Linked DNA regions of Mus musculus: region 1 is linked to region 2. The links are chromatin contacts, found by Hi-C or POLR2A ChIA-PET in ENCODE. All regions are on one chromosome and are shown on one strand. The core of a region is the stretch at or near the end of the contact, and the rest is flanking DNA. Distances in the headings are between cores, read along the strand shown. Region 1 holds the start of Fbxw2 (F-box and WD-40 domain protein 2). Region 2 holds the start of Psmd5 (proteasome (prosome, macropain) 26S subunit, non-ATPase, 5).

The links. A loop is a pair of places that touch in the nucleus more often than their neighbours do. ChIA-PET counts read pairs that join two places held with the same protein, here RNA polymerase II (POLR2A).
Region 1: a loop to region 2 is called in a map of heart, with 6 times the contacts of the local background. The contact joins the promoter of Fbxw2 here to the promoter of Psmd5 in region 2. A Hi-C loop is called at or near these places in 13 of 37 maps with a recorded cell type or tissue (T-helper 1 cell, adrenal gland, gastrocnemius and 3 more). POLR2A ChIA-PET finds 5 or more read pairs at or near these places in 3 of 5 experiments (Patski and embryonic stem cell).

Annotation. Positions count from the first base shown.
Region 1 is chr2:34,823,186-34,830,324 of GRCm38, reverse strand. Fbxw2 (F-box and WD-40 domain protein 2) reads left to right here and starts at 4,090. Exons shown (of 8, transcript NM_013890.4): 1 at 4,090-4,153; 2 at 4,255-4,363. It also overlaps a transcript of Gm34653 not described here.
Region 2 is chr2:34,866,354-34,873,741 of GRCm38, reverse strand. Psmd5 (proteasome (prosome, macropain) 26S subunit, non-ATPase, 5) reads left to right here and starts at 2,780. Exons shown (of 10, transcript NM_080554.2): 1 at 2,780-2,992; 2 at 6,705-6,849. The coding sequence starts at 2,820.

The DNA.
Region 1 (7,139 bases), core at 2,841-5,340, 45 kb after region 2:
ATGGGGCCTGGAGGCGATAGGGTAACCCTTGGACGGGTAAGGCCGTGACATGAAAGGATCGACCTAAGACAGGAGACGTGGCCGATGAACAGACTTGCCCAGACCTAGTCCAGCATCATATTATTAAACAAAAAAGGGGGAGATGTAGGCAGCTGGCGCCTAAAAGATGGCGCCGGTCTCTGGTACACCGGTCTCTGGTACACCATCACCGTAAACAACAGCACTACGCAGGCGCTAGCCCGAATCTGACGCCAACCCCTCCCGAACGGGTGCATGCAAATTAAGGTGCCAGCAGACTGACCAATCCCAGGAGGACACAAAGCTTTTCCCTGTGCTGGGGTGTATATAAGGAGTCCTCCCTGGGTTCCCGTAGCATCGAGGCGTTCCTGGAATAAAGCTGTTGAGAAGAATCTGACCGTTTTGTGTTTTCCTTGCCGGACGAGGTGGGCACAACATCCACTCATCTCCAATCCCTTTGTATCTGCCCTGTACTCTTGCAACCTCCCTCCCCCACAAAAGAAAATAACAAAATGAAAAATCTGGTCATGGAAGTTGTAGTGTGTCCCAAAGTATACCCTTCTGTCCACACATCTTTACTTGCAAATGTTCATTGCAATGAGTCATTGGTCTGGTTTCTGCTACTCACTATCAATACCGGATCCTTACTGAGACTCCTTTTGTAGCCCTATCCCATGTCAAAGAGGTCCTGCAGCTTCATGGACTCCAGCAGTTTAGAGAAGCGGTAGATCCTGGGGTGGGACAACCCTGGCTCTGGGCCTGGGTGGTAGCTGAGTTGGTGAAGCTGTCTGTTCTCTAGCACTCACATCATAACAGTGAGCTCTTCAGTACTGGCCCTGTTATCTCACCCAACCTCTCAGCTGTGGAAAACCTTTGGGGGACCGCTTAGCAGGAATCTGACATTCACCAAGGACAAGGAAATGGGCTTCAGGCAGGAATCTGACGTCGTTAGGACGTGACAAGGAAGTAAGCTCAGGCAGGAATCTGCACATATTTGTACTTCTTAGTGGCTCCTGTGGTGGGTGAACCGTTGTGCCTCTCAGATCTGGTTCTTAATACTGAAAGTCCTGCTGCTTTGTGTCCAATCCTGAAGACAGTATGATGAGAGTGTGATTGGGACAGAGGAGGAGGGCACAGTCTCCCTGGGTCACTGAGCAGGTGTTGAGCATCCTTAAAGCACTGAGATGGTTCAGGAGGTAAAAGGGGAAGAACTAACTCTTGTAAATTGTCCTCTGACCTCCACACATGCATCATGGTATGTACACACAAACACACACTTTTTATTATGTGTCTAGGTGTTTTTTTCTTGCATGCATATCTATGTATTACTTGCATTCCTGGTACCCAGACCAGAAAAGGGTGTCAGATCCCCTGGGACTGGAGTTACAGACACTGTGAGCTACCATGTGGGTGCTGGGAATTTAACTTGGGTCCTTTGAAAAAGTATCCAGTACCCTTAACTGCTGAGCTTTCTCTCTAGCCCTTAAAGTTTAATTTAAAGAAAAGCACTGTCAGACTAGTAAAAATCATTATTAGTGCTAATGATAAGTTATTTAAATCCTTACTGAAAGCTACCTGTCTAATATTCACTTCATATGAATAAGAAGCTGGGGGAATGTGACAATTTTGACTCCCTAATTAACAACTGTTGGGTTCTGCCTTGCACCCTCAATGCCTTAAGCAAAGAAACTATTAGTCAAATAGCTAGTCGATACTACCCTTACGCCAGCGCCTTGAACACTCCGAGGATGCCTTGAAAAGAATGCACAATTGCAGATGATTGCCCCAGATCCAGAAGGTACAACCCATCAGGGTTCTAAGACACAGCTTGTACCAGATTCCTGGCTATCCCAAGCATTAGTGAAATTAGATGACCTTGAAATTAGATGACCTTGAAACTATTAGTGAAATTAGATGACAGGTGGGGCACTTCTTGAGCCTCAAAGCTTCTCTGACTGCTATGACTGGTTCAAAGGAGAAAGGCTGAGATTGGCCCAAACATAAACTTTCATAATTGTGACTGATTCAGTCCCTTCTCTGGCTGTGTAATCAAGAGTGTTGCAATCAAGTCACTCAGATGACTGGGATTGGCTGGGAGACAGTGTCCTACACCTCTCCCCCTCCTGTTGCAACATTAAGCCTAGTAAAAAGCCTGTCTCACCAGTGATCCCACCAACTCTCAGTACCGTGAACTGGTTACACAGACAGCAGAGAAAGGCTTACTGATGGCAGATGGGAAACTCATGGTGGCAGCAAGAGAATCAGTCAGCATGGAAAACTTAGAAAGTGACAGCTGGAGCAGCAGCAGAGAGGCTTCAGAGTGGTCAGGAATGGAGGAAGGACAGAAGAAATAGAAAGCAAGAGAGGGCTGAAGAAGAAAAGTTTGTAACAACTGAGAAGGGAGACTGTGGGTCCTGCTCACCTCCCCAACCCGGAAAGGAGACCTTGAGCTCTTGATTATGCTACCTCTGCCTCTAAAGTGCTGGGAGTATGCACCCGGGCCACTATCTCTAGCTTGGTTGTCAAGTCTTTAAAGCCAAGATTCTCAGGGATTGTGGGCCAAGAGTTGCAACACTAGCAGGCGTTAAGGGCTAAGGAATTAGATCTACAGATCTAAGAGATCTAATTAGATCTAAGAGACCAGACACCCAAGGCTTGTATAAGAACTGTTAACTCCTTCTCCCTTTCCTCCTAGCATTTGCCCTTCTCGCCTTGTTGCTCTGGCGGCTGCTGTAAAACAAGGGAAAACAGGGCAGGTGAGATGGCTCAGTGGGTGAGAGCACTGACTGCTCTTCTGAAGGTCTTGAGTTCAAATCCCAGCAACCACACGGTAGCTCACAACCGCCTGTAATGAGACCTGACGCCCTCTTCTGGTGCGTCTGAAGACAGCTACAGTGTACTTATTTATAATAACAAATCTTTGGGACTGAGCGAGCGCCGGTCTCACATAGGGAGCGGGGTTGACCGGAGTGAGCAGAGGTCCTAAATTCAATTCCCATCATCCACATGAAGGCTCACAACTACAGCGTACTCATACGCATAAAATAAATAACTCTTAAAAAAAACCCTAGCCGGGCGTGGTGGCGCACGCCTTTAATCCCAGCACTCGGGAGGCAGAGGCAGGGGGATTTCTGAGTTCGAGGCCAACCTGGTCTACAAAGTGAGCTCCAGGACAGCCAGGGCTACACAGAGAAACCCTGTCTCGAAAACCCAAAAAAAAAAAAAAAAAAAAAAAAAAAACCCAAGGGAAACAAAAGCTTTAAATAGGAAAAACAAAAACAAACAAACCAAAAACTGGGCAATGATGGCGCACACCATTCATTAGTCCCAAGCTATTGGGAGAGGCAGGCAGATCTTTGAGTTCAAGACCAGCTTGGTCTACAGAGCGAGGTCCCGGTCAGCCAGAGTTACAGAAAAACCTTGTCCCATCAAACAGACAGGCAAAGCTTTCACACAGCAGCATTTATAGAGCTTCTTGCTTACCACTTCTATCTGGGGGGACTAAAGGCTTCACGCTAGTTAGCTGATATGTAACAAGCGCTTCGGAGAACAGCTGTCTCCGTGGCTAAGTGGCCACGTTTGGACAGCGTGCATGTATGTCCTGGGATTCGAGCTTAACCCAGCCCCTACCCAACTCCCTTACCATGTTTTGTCCTTGCTTCCTGCAGTATACTTTGTTATTTGTCCTGTCTTCCTCCTACGACTAGACATAGACCTCGCGCAGTTAGGGATTTGTTCAGCTGTGTCAGAATCGTGTTTGGGAGGTGCCAGGTGTCAATGGGCTGTTTGAATATCGTCACATGTGGATTTGGAGCCTTAGCCCTTTCTCTCCTGTGAAATATTACCCTAACTTGGTTAAAAAAAAAAAGTAGATGAGGAAAATAAACATTGTGCAAATCTAGAGGTCCACCTTGCTCAGGATCATAAGGTGTAAGCGCAGACGGTGGTACAGCACATGTTCGGCCCTTTTCCACAGTCGGGGCCATTCTTTCCCAGGTACTTGGAGGGCAGAGACGGAAGTAGAGCCGCTTCCGCCCGACGCTGGGCGCCGGAATGGCGCGCGGAGATGACGCAGCAGCACCGGAAGCCGCTCCCCTGTGAGGCTGCGGACCCAGAGCAGCGGCCGTAGGTCCAGGTCTGTATTTGCGATTGGCCGGGCCGGGCTGGACAGGAATCCCCAGCGCCCGCGGCGTTACTGACCCGCCGCCCCGGCCTGTTTTCTCCCTTTCCCCGCAGGCGCCATGGCTGTGGAGCGGACCCGGCCGCTGCGACGCTCTGGCGGCCCGAGCGCGCCTAGTCGGTGTGAGCCCGGCGCGAGGTCCCGGGCCCCGGGGCGCTCGCTCAGGTCAGTGCCGCGCGGAACACGGCTCCAGGAGCAGGGGACCAAGGGAGTCACGAACGGGCTGAGAGACTCGGAGTTAATTTTAGACAGGAAAATTAGAGCTAAGAGTTCCTGCCTTCTGGTGCTTCGGTTTTTCCTAGCCGCGAAACGAGTTAACATTGATGCCCCAAGGCTAGCACTTTAATTAATTAAAGATGATGAAATGTGGACAGGTGGTTTATAAAATGCAGAACGTAGTAGTATGTGTAGGAAGGCACCATGCTTGTGTGTATGCCTTGAAAACAGGTGTGTATTTGAGATGATGCTTCTTTTTAAAAGGGGAGAAATGACAGTATTAGTACTACATTATAACAGTAACTGGCATTTATTGTAGGCTTATAGTGTGCCAGATACTGTACAGAACGCTGTTTAACCCTAACAATCTTGTAGGTAAAACAGTACCAGGCGACAGTTTACAAGTGAGGAAATTTGGCTTGAAACACAAGAAATGATTTGCCCATGGTTACCCAACAAGTGAAATTTCAGAGCCCGTGTTTTATAAACATTATTTGTATTCTTTCAAAGGTTTAAAAGATTAGTCTCTAAATTAATGGCTTTTAGGCCAAGGGTGGTTGTGGACTCCAGCAGTCCCAGCACTCCAGTCTTGTGAATTGTGAGACCAGTCTGGGCTTCACTGCAAAAGCCTGTCTCAAAAAACAAAATAAAACAAAAAGCAAAACAAAAAGGAACAGTAAAAACAATTTTCTAAATATCACAAGCAAAAGGAGGAAAAGATCTTTACAATAGTGTAGTCACATGGTTTTAAATACAAAAAGATGTTTTGTTAAAAGGGACTTCATCCCTTTTCTTTCCAGTTCTCTCTTGAAGCAATATTTAATCAGCTTCCTCAATATTCACAGAATACTTTTCTGTACACATAATCCTCTGTGTAGACCAGACTGGCCTCAAACTCACAGAGCCTGCTTCTGCCTCCGAGGGCTGGGATTAAAGGCATGTATCACCACGCCTGGCCTACCTTTTAACTGGTTGTGAAAGGGGAGGCAAGGAGACAACCTTCCCAACAACAATGAGTATTTATTTTTTGTTCTTTAAAAAAATGATTTTTAGTGTGTCTATATGTCTGTGTCTATGTAGGATGTTGGAGGGAGCATGTATATGCCAGTGTGTGCGTGCGTGGTTTTGCATACAGCTTTATGGAGTCAGTTTTCTCCCCCCAAATTTACGTGGGTTTTGGGTATCCAACCCAGGTCATCAGGCTTTTCAGTAAGCACTTCATCTCACAGGCCTGAAGCCTTGATTCCTTACCTGCATAGGTTATGCAGACTAGAAGGAGGGAAAACATTGAGTTTACACCCATAATGCCTTGCCTGTAGAAGATGCAGGTGGAGATTGGGTACTACTGAGCTGCTGCTCCTGTGTAACTCTGGTTGAGCCACCCTGCCTCTTGGGCCCTAGCCTCTTTGTTGGTAAGGGCAGTAGTATTGACTTCTTCTATGAACCATGTTAGAATCAAGCGTGATATTTTTAGGCGCTGCTTCAGTTATTAGGACCAACATAAATATAATTGCTTAGAAGCAGAAACCAAATTCATGCTCTCATCTCCCAATTTAGGAATGTTTATCATACTACACATTTCCTCAGAGCTTTGTGATTGTTTCTGTTGAGGACTGCAGAACAAGTTAAGTGTTTACATTGAGAAGGGTGAGAGGCACAAGATAGCAAGGGGGGTGTGCAGAAAGAAAAGAGCTAAGGAAGCAGTTAGCGGCTTAGATGTGCCGTATCACTGCAGCTTTTCTGATTCGCACACTGCTAAGTTAGAATAGCTTCTGTTTTACAAATGGAAGCTTAGACTTTAGTTGAGCATTCCATGATCACATATTTCCCAGGTTGATCTCTAACTTAGTTATCTTGTAAGGGCAGCCTCTAAGAAGCTAAGATTGTATGTTTCACTGTGCCAGCATCATGGAGATTGTTAATTTGCTTTATCTTACAGGCTACAAGGACCCTCATGGCTCTGTAGGGAACACAGTTAAGAGCTGTCACTAGCTTATGTGAGGCTTATAAAAGCAAACTGTAGCCTTTAGCAATCCATGTTCTAACAGACAGTACTGTAAAGGAATGGAATACCAGAATACCCAAGGCACACAGCTTAGCACACATTTGTTTTTTCTTTCCTCACATCTTTTTGCTTCAACATTTATTGTAGAACCAAATTTTGTGATCTGGGTGGCAGGTCAGGTTGCACCTAGTAGCATAACTGATACAGAGGTCACAGCTCCAGAGATTTGTATATGTTATATGTTGGTGCCATTCTTGTAACTTCCCAAATAGAGTGCATTTAGGAAGTAAATTACTAAGGAGGTAGTTTTGTAATGGTTTGAGTGGAAGGTTGTATGTAGACTAGAATACTCTTTATGAATGAATGTTCTATAAATCTTTTTGGTGACAGTGCATGTGGCATGTGTTAGACTTAAAAAGGAGCAAGTCACACACTAACATGTTCCTCTGACTTGTTTACTATATCATGATTTTTAAAAATATGTTTTCTGCTGGGGAGTGGTGGTTCACACCTTTAATCCCAGCACTTGGGAGGCAGAGGCAGATGGATTTCTGAGTTTGAGGCCAGCCTGGTTTACAGAGTGAGTTCAAGGACAGCCAGGGCTACACAGAGAAACTCTGTCTTGAAACCCCCCCCAAAAAAAAACCCAAAAAAACTGTTTTCTTAGATGTATTTTCTTTTGTGTACATGGGAACTTTCAGATATAGCATATTAACTGTA
Region 2 (7,388 bases), core at 1,531-4,030:
GCCCAATATCATCTTTTAACACACATCATACACACTTAGAAGCATTCCAATGGGGGGGGGGGCTGCCACAAACTGGAAAAGCAATAAGCCAGCAGCTGAGTATTGTCCTTCAGGAATGCAGAATCCTCCGTTGCTAGAGTTGCTAACTTTTTGGAAACTATTTTATTCTGTGCTTGGAGAAATGGCTCAGTACTTAAGAACAATTGTTGGTCTTCAGAGGACACAGGTTCAGTTCCCGGAATCCACATGTCAGCTCACAGCCATCCATAACTGTTCTAGGGGATCCAACGCCTCCACAGGCACCAGACAGACATTCAGGCAAACACACACATAAAAGTACAAACATCTAAATATATATACTCTTTGGATTCTATATATTCTTAGTTCTTTGGATTTTTGTTTGTTTGTTTGTTTGTTTTTCGAGACAGGGTTTCTCTGTGTAACCCTGGCTGTCCTGGAACTCACTCTGTAGACCAGGCTGGCCTCAAACTCAGAAATCCGCCTGCCTCTGCCTCCCAATGCTGGGATTAAAGGCGTGCGCCACCACCTCCCGGCTTCTTTGGATTTTTTTTAAAAAGAGAGTTGTCCATTTATTTATTTAGTGTATCTGTGAGGTTCTGGCAATGTGCCATGTTGCACATATAGGGGTCAAAGACACTTTGCATAAGTCTGTTCTCTCTTGTTAGCCATGTAGTTTTTGTCCAAGGAACTGAACTTGGCAGCAAGTGTACTTGCCTGCTAAGCTATACTGCATTGGCTCAAAGATTTCCAAATTTTTAATTTAGCTCTTTAATGTGACATATCCTAACTTGACAATGATTACAACTCCAGACATAGGGAAAGAGACACAGCATAAACTGGTTATGGCACTATTTTGTATCTAGATTATTCTGGTGTGTGTGTGTGTGTTTTAGTTCAACAAAATAGACAACCTATTGAGCCAATAGAGATGAGTTTGAGCCAGAGAGATGGCTCATTAGGTAAAAGTGCTTGCCACCACACCTGAAGAATTAAGTTCAATCCCAGAACCCAAATGATGGAAAGAGAGCAAGTTGCCCTCTGACCTCCACACATATTGTGGCATGTGTATGTCTCTATGTGCCAGCACTTAAGACTATGTGCCACGGTGTGGCATTCAGAAGACAACGTGTACGAGTCAGCTCTCTCCTTATACCATAAAGAATGGAACTCAGGTCTTCAGCTTGCCAGCAAGTGCCTTTATCTGCTGAGCCATCTCAAGCCAGGATCCAGGGCAATTGCAACCAGTGAGGGCTGAGGCCTAGCATAGGCAACATTCGCTTTGCTTAGAGTCATCTTCAGTCTGTGGTTGCAGGGATTGGTCTTCTTGTCTATGGATATAGACTCTTGGCTCACTTTTCCCAATATTATTTTTAACCAAATCAATTCTCCATTCTTTTTAAATCTCATCAGCTCTAGGGAAACGTGTGTGGCCACTCACAACATACTCCTAAGTTTCTCGCAAGCTTTAAGAATGACTGGCTATGTGTCATCTTTTTTTTTTTTTAAACTTCTTTTACAACTACTAAAAGTAGTATAAGGCTGCTGTGTTACTTAAGTGAGTTTTCTTTTTCAACGCAGGGAGCAAAGTGGTCAAATGTCTTCTTGATATAATTCCTGAATGTCTGGAAAATATTATGATCCAAGGGCTACAGAAAACAAGCCCCTGGGAGTTTGGAGGGCTGGGGAGGAGTCTGAATGCCTGGGACTTCTGTTCATAATCACCCACACCTTTAATTCAAGAGTTTTCTCTGCCAATTAGCTTCTAGGCTTCAAGGGTACGATAATCGTGAAGTAACGAAAAGAGAAGACAACGGTTAGTGACAGTTCTCCGTGTGTATGACATAAAATGGGGAAACGGGTAGTTTAACCTTTTCCAAAAGAGTGGGATTAGGGTCTTTGTAAAGTCGCAGAGTTTTATTGTTGTCACCTGAGTCCCTGACATGCACGCGCGAACACACATACAGATGGGCATCCCATCCTTAGTCTCCTCTAAGCTTCCTGGATTTTTGTCTCTTTCCGTAAAAGAACAGGAAGCCATGCGTTCCAAAACAGACTCATCTCCTTGGCACAGGGGACCAAATGAGGTCTACAACTCTGACCAGACATTCCAACGGCTTGAAATAGTTGGTTGTCAACTAGCTTTTAATGGTTCTTCTCCAACAACCCCGTGTTTCGCAGATGGCAGCGATTTTTAAGCTTCTCTCCCTCTCTCTCTCCTCTCTCTCTTTCACGAAATATATATAGCTTGTCCTTGACCACTGATTTCCATCAGACACTTCTGTGTGCATTTGGTCTCGGAGTCTGAGGCCAGCCCCTCCATGGCCTGCTCCTTCTCTCCGCACTAAATGCTATGTCTGTCCTTCGGTGATTACGTCACGCGCAGACTCTGGAAGATGCCGAAAACTTCCTGCACATCGGCCCCAAACTTCTCTTAATCAGGCCTTCCATTGGCTGACAGACGTCAAACCGGCGCCCCACGTCCAAGTTTTCGGGGACCATGTGCCTCATCTTGATGGCCACCTGGCCTCGGACTCGGGTTCAGTCATCCCGGTTCCGTCACGGAGGCCTCTGCGGAGAGCGTGCACAAAGCCTCTTGATCCCCTGGGCGGTCTCAGTCTCTTAGTCTCCCGGCACGCGCAAGACTCCGGGCCCCAAAGAAAGGGGCGGGGACCGCGTTGAGAAAGGATCTCGCGAGACTTGACAGATCTGCTGGGAGGCTTCGCTCCGTAAGATCTCGCGAGATTCAGAGAGGCGCTCTGGGAACCTAGTAGGTGGGCGGGCAGACGGGAGCCAGGGAGATGGCGGCGCAGGCTGTGTCGCTCCTGCGGGAGGTGGCGCGGCTGGAGGCGCCGCTGGAGGAGCTTCGTGCGCTGCAGTCAGTGGTGCAGGCTGTGCCGCTGCACGAGCTTCGCGAGCAGGCGGCGGAGCTACGCCTCCGCCCGCTGTTCTCCTTGCTTAACCAGAACAATCGGTGAGAGAAGCACCGGGCTTGGGCGGGTAGGGATGGCTGCAGGGGTCTTTCGGAGAAAAGTCCAGGTTGTCCAATTGCAAGATGTCCACAACTGTGTGTTGCCCGGGTCTTGACGGTTCTCCTCTCCGGAAGGAATCTTCTGCTGATATTGTGGCGGGGTCCACGGCACGCCTTTTAATTTCAGTATCCAGTGAATGCTTGTCCAGTGGAATTAAAATGTACGGAATAACAGATTTGTGAGACAGCAAAACTTTAAACTAGAAACAACCATATTAATAAATCATTAAGGACATAAATTATTGCTGCGTAACGTTGCGCGGCCGATCTGTGTATGTATGAAAGTGTTGAATGTAAAAAAAAAAAAAAAGGAAAATTGTAAAGCTTATGTGTAAATTAATCCACTATATACCCCTTACAAGCGAGAGTAAACTGCATAACCCAGGATTATATGTAGAAGTTATTAATGTGCAACTGGAATTAAAATGTTAGGATAGCAACTTTTGATGAATATGCATCTATAGCATTAAATTAGAAATGTCTTGTATTTGTTAACTTGATCATTTAATGTGCTTTTTGTATTTGAATTTTAATTTGAAAAGATAGTGAGCTCCAGTCAGTCAGCACTGAATGCTTTCAGTGCGCTTTCTTACCTCCCTTCTGCTACATCTCTTACTCCTGCTACGTCTGCTAAGTTGGTTTTAACAGTCAGTATTTTAGTGGTTATTTTCCTTTTCTGACTAGCCCTCACCCTGCAACCAGAACTAATGTCTCAGGTCAGTTGGCTTAGCTTGTCTGTGGAAATCATGATTGTATAGTTTGGTATTTGGGCCCTTCCTGGTAGCTTTCCAGTCTGCTTTTCCAGGCTACTCTCCTTCATTTACTCCACTGAGCGCATCTGTTCCACTACCGTGTTACCATCACTAACGTTCCTAGAGCATGACTTGGCACTTTCTGAACTCCTCTCACACCAGTTCTACTGACTGTGGACCCAGCCCATGTGCCACCTCCCCAAAAAAGTCTTTCTCCAGCTGCAAGTGGCTCTTCGTCAGACACCATAATGACATTATCATTTTTCTGTTTATAATTCTGGATACCTTTCCCTTGTTATAATTCTGTGTGTGTCTTTGTGGTTAGGAAACACATTTGTTCCTCTCTGCATCTGCCCTGAAGTACAGTTCAGGAAATACATGGTAAATACAAGATGAGGCCTACAGCCTTTAAAGAAGGTACTGGGTCCAGTTTTGTTAGTTTGTTTTGAAATAGGATCTTGCTGTATAGAGCTTGTCTTAAACTCAGTATGTAGCTCAGGCTCTCTCCCAGGGCTTCTCCCTAGCCGGCTTTTCATATTGAAAATGAAAAGACTCTGAAAAATCATAGTGCAGGTTGGCAACAGGAACCAAAGTTGGGAAGTTTGGGAATATAGTAAATGGAGAAGACAGTTTGCTGCGTGCTGGGGTGGTATTCTAGGAAGCTTTTTGGTTGTTTTTTGTTTTTTTTGAGACAGGGTTTCTCTGTATAGCCCTGGCTGTCCTGGAACTCACTTTGTAGACCAGGCTGGCCTCAAACTCAGAAATCCGCCTGCCTCTGCCTCCCAAGTGCTGGGATTAAAGGCATGTGCCACCACGCCCGGCTTCTAGGAGGCAGTTTGAATGGGCACTTAGAGCTGGATATGTACTATATATGGCAGTTGCAATATGTTGGAGTGATTCTCCTCTGATAGTATTGCAGTCTCCACACTACACTACTGTTACTAATTTGTTGTCTAGACCACATAAGAAATTCTGCTGATTCAGGTTCTGGGTTTGTTGCTGTAAATCTGTAATCTTGACACCTTGCGTGAGGGAAATTTAACACCTAAGATCACTGATACTCACCATAGAAGTCCAACAAGGATGACTGACTTACCACCTTTAGCTTGCTTGGCAGCTAAGGCTCACATAGGACCTGAGACAGTTTATACACAATACACTTTAAACCATCACTGCTTTTAAAAATTATTTTAAGAGAGAGAGAGCAAGCATGTGTGTGCTCGCTGGAGTGCATGTGTGGGGACAACTTCAGGGAATCTATTCTCATCTTCCAATTTGTTGAGGCAGGACATCTGGGGGTCTTTTTGTTGTTTATTTTCCCCCTTCTCCCCCCCAACCCCCATCACCACCCATCAGACTCCTGGCCAGTGGCTGTCAACTGTCCTAATGCTACAACTCTTAGATACAGTTCTTTGTGTTGTGGTGACCACCAACCATAAAATTATTTCTTCATAACTGTAATTTTGCTACTGGTGTGAATTGTAGTATAAATATCTGTGTTCTGGTGGTCCACCCCACAAAGAGGCTGTGACCCACAGGTTGAGAACCTCAGCTCCAAGCTAGCTGGCCTGTAAGCATCCTGCAATTCTACTGTCAGGTGCATAGTACTATAATGCAGTGTTTCCCTTGGGTTCTGCAAGTCGTCGGGCTGGCTTTGTGAGCCTTCTCACTGAGCCATCCAGTCTCTCTAGGGAATCTGGGAATTGCAACTCAGCTCCTCACGTACATGGCAGGTGCTTTACCCACTGAGCATCTCCCCAGCTCAAGTGTGCTCATTTGTAAGGTTTTTGATTTGTATTCTTATCGCAGTCTTGGAAAGTTAGGCCAGTTTAATTCTATCCTGGCATCAGACATAAATTAGCCCATTTATTTATATTGCCTATTAAGAGGCAAGTAAATTGTTCGGGAACAAGATCCATACCTACAGCAAGTAGTCATCAAGTTCGGAGTGGTTTACCTCTCTGATAGCTTTCAGGCGTTTTCCCTTTTCTCCCCTTTGCTGATGCTCTGATTTGCTCCTTCATCACCTTCCACATCCATTGGCTGCTTTCTACTGGAACAACCTCTCTATCATGCTGCAGAGCGGCCTCTCCTCTTTCTTCTTCATGTCTTCTTTTGTTCTGTCAACTTGGCGTTAGGGGTTGGCCCAGGACTTTGTACATGCTGTGTATGTATGTTCCACCCCTGAGTCTCATCTCAGCCCCCAAGAGATGGCTGTAAGCCAACTGTCCTTGTGTCTATCCCCAAGAGATGGCTGTAAGCTAGCTGTCCTTGTGTCTGTTCTCTGCTTAAAGCCACTGCATCACTGGGCATTGCTTCTCTGGAAAAGCCAAGGATGGCATAAGAACCTCTTAGTTTTGTTTCTTACCACTCATCTTACCCTCTGCCATCTCTACCCTCCCCAGTCCAGAGCACAGGCATGACATGCTCCGTAAGGCTTCTTTGCAGTATTAGTGCAGTATCTGATTTGTCTGTGTGTTCTTGTGTGCTGCGACTTCCTCTGCTTGAAACACCTTTCTAAGCCATTCATTCCTGGGTCTTCCTGAACACTTAGTTCCGAGTTACTGCTCCTGGAAGCCTTACCCATATCTTGCAAACTTACTTTTAATCTGCTACAGCTTCTATCCCTAGCTTATGGCATACATCTATACTTTGTCTATCTTATTGTGTGCATGTCTTCTATTAGAGTGACCTTTCTGAAGCTAGACAATATGTCCTATCTGTCTCTGTAGCCCCAACACAGGCATTGCAAAGAGTTTAGTGCAGAGATACACTAAATGTCTAATAAGTGACGAGAATCTGCTTCTTTGAAGAAAGTGTTCAGGAGAAATCGTCACTTTAGGTGTTAGGTTGTTGTCTCCAGCCTGACGTGATATGACTGAGACCTGTGCTGTCTCCTTTAGGGAACAGACTGCTTTGTGTGTCTCCATTCTGGAGAGGCTGCTCCAAGCTGTGGAGCCGATTCACTTGGCCAGGAACCTCAGGCTTGACCTGCAGAGGGGACTGACTCACCCTGATGACTCTGTAAAAACCCTCACTCTGTCGCAGGTATGGAATCATAGTGGTAAATGCAGAAACGTCTAAGTCACTCACTGAAGCCCTTGGATGTGGCAGGTGTGCTGCCACTGCTGTGCGAGCTCACGAGATCAACCTGTAAGGAGCTCCCAGGCTGTAGAAACTGACTTTTAGGGGTTTAGAAGTTACTCTGCTATATCACGTTGTATTGGAGAAGCTTGAACCAAGTGTAAACTTCACAAAGCCAACACATTATAGTAGCGGCTTTCATCCTGACAGCCAGATATCATAGCGTTTGTGTGGTACGCTGCTGGGGTCATGTATGTTAGGCACTGCAGTTGGTTACCCAGCAGTCTGCAGCTTTCCCTTCTCTTCTCTAATCTGTGCATTCCGTTTGCGGTGGGTGGGAGGGTGGTATTTATTCATTCCCCATATATATGCCAGAAACTATAGCATTGTAGCAGATACTTTGCCTCATCCATTTAATCTTCTTACTGCCCTAGAATTAAAAATGGTATTCTTATTTTTCTAAAAAAAAAAAAAAAAAAAAAAAAAAAAATTCAAAGACGGTA